2 separate regions of the Homo sapiens genome follow, and region 1 is linked to region 2. Evidence: chromatin loops called from intact Hi-C (ENCODE). Cell type or tissue: IMR-90. All regions are shown on one strand. Each heading gives the region's core, and the rest is flanking DNA. Links, peaks and the distances in the headings are about the cores only.

Evidence for each region. Hi-C counts contacts between places; a loop is a spot of excess contacts. Peaks named below come from ENCODE experiments on the same cell type or tissue, not always from the same donor. Only the 100,000 strongest peaks of a DNase experiment are listed, where the experiment ranks them.
Region 1: a loop joins it to region 2, with 4 times the contacts of the local background. A loop is called at or near these places in 1 of 110 quality-filtered maps.

The regions. Positions count from the first base shown.
Region 1 is chr15:37,787,841-37,792,239 of GRCh38, forward strand. No RefSeq gene overlaps it. Among named protein-coding and RNA genes, the nearest start is that of TMCO5A, 140 kb to the right of the region's middle. In IMR-90, for the core only: no CTCF peak of the experiment used is centred there; a DNase peak (open chromatin) is centred at 2,231.
Region 2 is chr15:37,722,404-37,726,802 of GRCh38, forward strand. No RefSeq gene overlaps it. Among named protein-coding and RNA genes, the nearest start is that of TMCO5A, 210 kb to the right of the region's middle. In IMR-90, for the core only: no CTCF peak of the experiment used is centred there; no DNase peak of the experiment used is centred there.

The DNA of each region.
Region 1 (4,399 bases), core at 324-4,323, 66 kb after region 2:
CACACTGAATGGACCACGAAATGGACCATGGTGAGAGTATTTACACCAAAGAAGTCAGAAAACATTCTATGTCAGAGGTTTCTTTTTCCTCTCCAGAAAAATGGTTATTAGATATTCACCAGCACATCACTGTCAGCAGTTCAGAAGTAGGAAAAGAATGAAGAAAAAGTATTATGAAGTCAAAAGGCCAAAAATAAAACAGAATGAGAAGGCTAGGTAGTCAGACATGTCCATTGGGAGGCCAAGGCAGGAGGATCACTTGAACCCAGGAGTTCGAGACCATCCTGGGCAATATAGTGAAACCCCATCACTACCAAAACAATTGTCAAAAACTGTGTATGTGTGTCTGGATTGAACAATTAGGCCAAAGTGGCTGGGTAGAAGCAGATAACTGTGGGTGGGACAGTGAGAAGCTAGGAAGAAAAACAGTCAGTGAGGGAAGGAAGTGCAGTGCAGCCACAGGCCTGGGGAGAGAGCTGAATCATGGAAGTGGTGGGGATAGAAGTGGATAAAGAAGCCACAGCTTATGGAGAAAGTGGGACACAGGTTGAGAGAAGCCTGGATAAATCCTAGAGCCCTACAAAACAGTAGGCCAAAGAAGACACACAGCACCTGTTGGGGGGAGGCACTGTTACAGTGGTGTGCAGAGAGGGTGAGCAAGTTTCTGTGACAGGTGAGTACAGGAAGGCAGGAGGGCCACTTAGAGGGTGCAGGCTGAACTGAGCAGGCAGAAGTTAGAAAACATTGTAAGGGGGAACTAAAGTGACCCAGAGAATGGGAAATAGGAAAGCAGGAAGAGAAAGCACTCAAATTTGACACTTCTCACTGGATATGAATCGGTTAAAAGGAATTTATTATACGATATTCTAAGACATCTATTTCTATCTACCTTTTTTAAAAAACTAGAATTTCATTAAAAGCAATGATGCTTAATCCTCTGAACACGGTAACCCAACCAGTATTTCCATGTGGTTAAATTCTTCTATTATGTTTTATTGAAGAGAAAAAATTTACTCTGATCGGGTTATTTTTACACACAAAGTTTAAATATTTGATTAGAAACTACACTGAAAACTGAACATCTCACTGTGTGTTTAATACTCACAAATTCACTCGACCTGAGAGATGGCTGAAAGCCCGGGCGTAATATTGGGCTGATACCTTTGTAACTGGGACAAAATCACCCCGGATAAATACATCTGCCACTTACAGTTGAAGACAAGTCTTCATTTAATTGAGTTTACAGTTTTGTTTTCTCTTTTTATTACTTCTCTTAACCTAATGCTCACTTTCTATGCCCCTAGAAGAGGGACAGGGAAAGGCCAGGTGAAAAATAAACTTCCACCAGCAATATTTGCAGAGCTGTTTCTGGTAAACAGTCAAACTCACCAGGCTCTTATATCATCATTTATTTGCACTTGTCTTTTAACATGGCTTTTTGCGCTGTCATGGGCAGTTCTTAATTTCCATCAATAACCTTTCATTTCAAGCATGGCTAGTTTGCATTATGAATGTGAGAAGTGAGAACCATCCTTTAGGAAGCTGGAAATTGAGGACTATACCATAGGAGGATACTTTAGAGTTTGGGCTAAACTCAACTATCATAGGCCAGGTAGGGCCCAATCTGTAAATTGGGTTGGTTTGGGTCACCTCACTGGCATAAGAGCCCTGAAGTTTAATGGAACCGTCACTAGGAAAAGTTACAATGATGGTACCTTGTCCACCGGGGGCAGCTTTTGTTCTCGGTCACATTGTATGTATGTGATTCATGCTGTTAATAACCCATCCAGAGTTAACTAGACTCGCTGAGAAATTAAAGATTAAAACTGATTAAAACTTATTAAAACTGTAGCAACTACCTTGCTGCCTTATGAGGAAATTACATTCACTCTAGAAAAAACCCTGCCTGGCTTCCAAACTGCTATAAGTCCGAATAAGATCTGAAAAGCACAAGGGAGTTATAAAGAAAATATTAGTTCTGATTTTTTTTGCAAGAGGCTAGAAGAAACTTAGATTTGGCAGAGAGCAGAGGGGAATGGCACAGAAATTGTGTTCAAATATATCTAGACAAAATAATACACAAATTGATCTGATGGCTTTGTAACTTCAATAATGGGTATCACCTAGACTGAACACTTCTTAGAACATAGTAGACATTCAATATATACTTTCTAAATAACTATCTGCCTGACTAACTCACTGACTGAGTCAGACTTTAGAAATGTTGCCCTTCAGAACTCTGGGTAAAAACCAAGTTCAAAAATTATGACTCAACCTGGAGAACATATCAATTACTGCCAATTAATCAAGAAGTGGCAAGAGTGCAAAGTGTCACCTGATTAAAAATGAGTCAATACTAACTGTCAATAACAGAAAAAGACATGTAATAAAGCAAATGGGTTTGGGGGAGTTACTGGTACTTCTTCAGTTCATGGTAAGCATGATACATTTATTCTTCTCCTTTAAAAGACCAATTACATAAGACTGCATTACTTTCCATTCTCTGTGGTCCCAAATTAATCATTTTGCATGAGTAGCTTCTCAAAATCATATGCTAGTTTTCAGAAGAGAAACAAAAATTGACTAGAAACAGATTCTCTCTTTCATTTGTTACTCAAATTAGTTTGGTTCAATGCTGTTTAGCATATGCAGTAGGTTTAACCAGCGGAATCACGACTCTGCCAGGACCACCTCAATGACATTTCATGGTAGCTAACTAGAAGCTCTCTAGGACATGCCTAACACCAAGATACAGGGGGAAGAGGCTGGATGTGCCCAGAGATTCCAAAAACAATCTTGTTACAATCTTAGGTAAGCATCTCTTAGCATCTAATCTAACAGCTTAACTAAGAAATTATTAACATTCAGTTCACAGATATTTTCAGCACCTTCTATTTGGTGGAGTCAGTCCCTTTCAAACCACTGATTTTACACAGTCACAGAAATTTGTTATTGCGATTGTCTTCTCGGGACTGGGACAAATTATGCAAGAACATGACCTACAGGGTAACGGACAACATTTACTTGAATTCGTCTGGAAGTGTGTAAAGTCAGAAGGCATCACAGATAACCCAGTGAACTGAGGCACGTTGAAAGAACAATGGAGGGTGGCAGGAAGACCTGAATGATCACCTATGAAGAACCAAGATCGTAGTCATGAACAGCCGGAAAAAAATCCAAAGCAGAAAACAAGCAATGCTTTCGGAAGCTGGGGAAATGGAAATGGTGTGGCAGTGTGAAGGGAGGAATAATAGGGCGAAGGATCAGATCGAAGGCCAAAAATTCAGAACTCCAACAGGAACTGAAATCCCCTTTTACGTATGGGCTGGTGCAAGGAGAATATAGGACAACACAAAAGACTTAGATCATTAGAACCTTGCCCATCAAAATCCCTTGCCATTTCGCCAAATAGATGACTGTGGCAGATTTCCGGGGCATGTTTGCTTTGGGACCCTGGGACCCTGGGACCCTTAGATCTTAATTTTCTATATTTATTACTAGTCCTTCTCAGAGTTTAAAATGAGTAGCATCTCTTAAGAACCGAGGCCTACCACCTTTTTAAAAATCTACTACAATATTTTAATAGATCTAAGCAGAGAGGGATAAGTAATGTAACTTTGGTTAATACACTGGAAAGAGAAATCTGCACATCATTTTTGTTTTATTCTTCAGTTTTTCACTATCTTCTACTATATTTTAATATTTTGACTCGCATGTTATTTTACATCCGGAATGGGAGATCCTGTCAAGATGTGTCAGTAAGACCCAGTTAATTCATTCAATTGCTATTATTAAGACAACATTGTTCTATACTAAGCAACAATTTGAAAACTATAAGAAAATATGAATTTTGTAGAAAAATGTAATTTATAGATTTTTAAATATGATACTTTATCATAAGCCACCAAATTCAAAGAGCTTATTATGCAAAACATATTTCGAGAGTTTATCAAAGTTCTCAGATCTAGGACAATTGATCATCCCTTATTTTGGCTTATCACATTTACTCCTTTTTCCTGATAGATAAGGTAAAGGAAATAACCAAGAACCACAAGAGTACTGTAGCTGCCATGTCATCACGGAAAGAATCACACTCAGGAAGTTCAATTGATGTGACTATTTCAGTGGGCTTGGAGTTAGGATAGGAAGGAGAAGAACCAACAGACTTCTGCCCACTAAGGAATCAAGAGAAGAGGCAGAGAGACAATAGATCCACGCAACCCAGAGTCCCTTCCTAGCACTTGAGTTGAACCAAAGAGAAGCAGGAAGTAAGGGCAACAGTCAATCCCTTCATCTCCCCCTTTCTCAAAGTCCCTTTTCCTCAAACCTTTTTCTTTCCTCAAAGCTGAACCACACTTTCATGCACCACTAGTTTTATCTCCTTGTATCTTCATTGTTT
Region 2 (4,399 bases), core at 207-4,206:
TCCTTTTAACTAAGAAATACATCCTCCCTGCTTTTTCATATCCCTTGACCCAATTGCAACATCCATTTAGTCTAAGTAGGAGACACTAAGCCAAAACATGGCAACCATTTTCAAGTAATTGAATTTTGTCTTCCAGAAGAAAGAACATATACCTCAGAGATATTGTGGGCTCAATTCCAGACAACCAAAATGAAGTAAATATGATAAGAAAGCAAGTCACACAAAATTTTTTGTTTCCCAGTGCATATAAAAGTTATGTTTACAGTATAGTCTATTAAGTGTGCAATAGCATTATGTCTAAAATCAACATACATACCTTAATTTAAAAATATTGTATTGCTAAAAATATGCTAACAATAATCTAAGCCTTCAGCAAGTCTTAGATTAACCTTTTTGCTGATGGTGGGTCTTGCCTTGATGTTAATGGCTGCTCACTGATCAAGGTAGTGGTCGCTGAAGGTCAGGGTGGTTGTGGCAATTTCTTAAAAGAAGACAATAAGACAACAATGAAGTTGGCCACATAGATTGACTTTTCCTTTCATGAACCATTTTTCTGTAGCATGCCATGCTGTTTAGTAGCATTTTACCCACAGTAGAACTTCTTTCAAAATGAGAGTTAATCCTCTGAAACCCTGCCACTGCTTTATCAACTAGGTTTACGGAATATTCTAAATCCTTTGTTGTCATTTCAACAATGTTCATAGCATCTTCACCAGGAGTAGATTCCATCTCAAGAAACCACTTTCTTGGCTCATCTATAAGAAGCAACTCTTCACCCATTCAAATTTTAACATGAGAGTGGAGGAATTCAATCACATTTTCAGGCTCCACTTCCAATTCTAGTTCTCTTGCTATTCCTACCACATCTGTAGTTACTTCCTCCACTGAAATCTTGAACTCCTCAAAGTCATTCATGAGAGTTGAAATCAACTTCTTTCAAATTCCAGTTTGGTGATGTTATTTTGACCTCTTCCCCCGAATCATAATTTTTTTTTTTTTTCTGAGATGGAGTCTTGCTCTGCTGCCCAGGCTGGAGTACAGTGGCATGATCTTGGCTCACTGCAACCTCTGCCTCCCAGGTTCAAGCAATTCTCCTGCCTCAGCCTCCCAGGTAGTTGGGATTACAGGCACACAGCACCACGCCCAGCTAATTTTTGTATTTTTAATAGAGATGGGGTTTCACCATTTTGGCCAGGCTGGTCTCGAACTCCTGACCTCGTGATCCACCTGCCTCGGCCTCCCAAAGTGCTGGGATTACAGGCATGAGCCACCACGCCTGGCCTGAATGTTTTTAATAGCATCTAGAATGGTGAATTTTTTCAAGACTGTTCTCAGTTTAGTTTGCCCAGATCCATCAGATAAGAGGAATCACTATCATAGCTACAAGTGTTACAAAATATATTTCTTAAATAAGACATGAAAGTCAAAATTACTCCCTGATTCATAGGCTGCAGAATGGATTTTTTGTTAGCAGACATGAAAATAACATTCATCTCTTAATACCTCTCCATCAGAGCTCTTGAGTGACTAGGTGCATTGTCAATGAGCTGAGCAGTAATATTTGGAAGACAATCTTTTAAAAATATTCAGTAAACCATGCTGTAAACAAATTTACTCTCATCCAGGCTTTGTTGTTTCATTTGTAGAAAACAGGCAGAGTAGATTTAATGCAATTCTTAAGGGCCTTAGGATCTTCAGAATAATAAATGAGTATTGGCTTCAACTTAAATTCACCAGCTACATTCCCCTCTAATGTGAGAGTCAGCCTGTCCTTTGAAGCTTTAAAGCCAGGCATTGACTTCTTCTTTCTAGCTATGAAAGCCCTGTATGACATCTTATTCCAATATAAAGCTATTTCATCTACATTGAAAAAATCTGTTGTTTATTGTAGGCACTTCATCAATGATCTCAGCTAGATCTTCTGGATAATTTGCTACAGCTTCTTCAACAGCACTTGCTGCTCCACCTTGCCCTTTTATGTTATGGAGACGGCCACTTTCTTTAAACCTCACGAACAAACCTCTGCTAGCTTCCAACTTTTCTTCTGCAGCTTCCTCACCTCTCTCAGCCTTCACAGAATTGAAGAGTTAGGGACTTGCCCTGTATTAGGCTTTGGCTTAAGGGAATGCCGTGGCTAGTTTAATCTATTCAGACCACTAAAGCTTTCTTCATATCAGCAATAAGATGGTTTTGCTTCCTTATCATTCATGTGTTCACTGGAATAGAATTTTAATTTCCTTCAAGAACTTTTCCTTTGCATTCATAACTTGGCTAACTGGTACAGGAGGCCCAGCTTTGGGCCTGTCTCAGCTTTCATTATGCCTTCCTTACTAAGCCTCCTCATTTCAGGCTTTTGGTTTAAAACGAGAGACTTGCTACTTTCTTTCACTTAAACATTTGGAAGCCACTTGTAGGGTTATTGATTCCCCTAACTTCAATATTGTTGTGTCTCAGCTAGTAGGGAGGCCTGAAGAGAGGGGTAGAGATGGGAGAACAGCCAGTCAGTAGAGCAGGGAGAACACATAGAACATTGATCAATTAAGTTTGCCATCTAATATGGACACGGTTCACAACACCCCAAAACAATTAAAATAGTAACATCCAAGATCACTGATCACAGGTCACCGTACAAATACAATAACAATGAAAAAGTTGGAAATATGGCAGAATAACCAAAACGTCACACAGAGGCACAAAGTGAGCACATGCTGTTAAAAAACGCCACCAATAGACTTGCTCGTTGCAGGGTTGCCACAAACCTTTAATTTGTAAAGAATGCAATATCTGCAAAGCACAATACAACAAAGTGCAGTACAATGAGGTATGCCTGTATGTATCCTTTGTTGTTTCATAGAGCAGAACATGGACCAAAGAATGGAATTTTTAGGGGGTCAGATTTGTATTCAACAGAGAGTTTAGAATAAACATTTCGTAGGCTGAATCACATAAATTCCACATCAAAGAGAAGCTGCGTGTGATAAAGCAATAACAATAACAATAGGTATGGTATTATTTGCTGAGTACCTGTAATGTACTAGACACTGTGCTAGGCATTTTCATAAGTATCTCATTAACACCCAAAACAATTCTGCGAAATCACTATCATTATTCACATTTTTATAAATAAACTGAGGTATGAAGAGAAAGGTCACTTGGCTAAGCTCACATATTTAGTAAAAGGCAGAGGTAAGTATTGAAGCCAAGTGTTTCTGACTCCAGATTCCCACCACCACTGACACCCCTCTTTTCTCAACCCCACACTCCTTCTCAGTGGTAGAAGAAGTCTAAAGAAACAATCTCTAAGACTCTCTTAACAACTCTAAGAGTGTAATCTTCAACCCATTTCTTCAGGATATATAGGGGAATTTAACTATGAATGTCCCACAGAAAGACAGCCTAGTGAGCTTGAAATCTTAAGCCTGACAGGTGAATAAATGCCATGCTCTCTTCAGCAAACATAAAGCCATTAGAATCTAGTATCATAAAACAAATTCCTGTATAACTTTTTAAGAACACTGACAAAATAAGACATTATTTCCCATATTTTAATCACCGCCATCTCCTTTGTGTTTCGGTACCCTTCCTTTTATTGTTTCTCAAGAAAAGTAAATTTCACTTTAGATTGCTTTGTGTTAAGAAGACTACAACTTAGAGAATGGATTAAAACTGAATTTGCAATCTATTTTCAGCCTATTAAGGGTAACTATTTAATTCTATCTGGAATTCATCACAGAAGAAAGATGCTTCCCTGGATTATAAAAAGCAAGGTAGCATTTCCCTGGGATTTGTCATACTTCAAGGTAGGTTAGGACTACCCTACCCAAATAAATTGAGACTAAGAATAATGCTAGTGGAATTCTGTCTTAGAAAATCCAATTATATGAATCTATCCTTGGTGTAATAGACAGGTTGGCATTCAAATGCTTTATTAACATTTCAGTCAGATTTTATATTGATACAGCTACCAAGGCCCTCTATAGTTGGTATCTTCAGCAATATTATCTCTTTAGTCTACATTCCAAAAAGGTGGTTTAACCAATGAAAACAAAGATAATTTCTCATCTGTATGCTATGCTTTACAGCCCTAGACTCCTTTCTATTCCCTGTGCCACTCTCCCAGATTAAGCTTCTTCACCTTTCATCTAAACCATGATAAACACCTTCTAACTCTTTATATTAGTTAGACCTGCCTTTCCAAGTAACAGCTCTGAGTAAGTCACATTTTCCTCCTTTAAAAAAAAAAGTACCAGTGAATTTCTATTAACTACAAAATATCATTTTTAGCTTTCAGGCAAAAAATAGGATTCTTATCTTGGCCCAGAATTTACCTTTATGAATTCTATTTCTGTCAGTATAACAGACTAGACTAAATACCCTGAGTGAACTTCCCAGCTAAAAT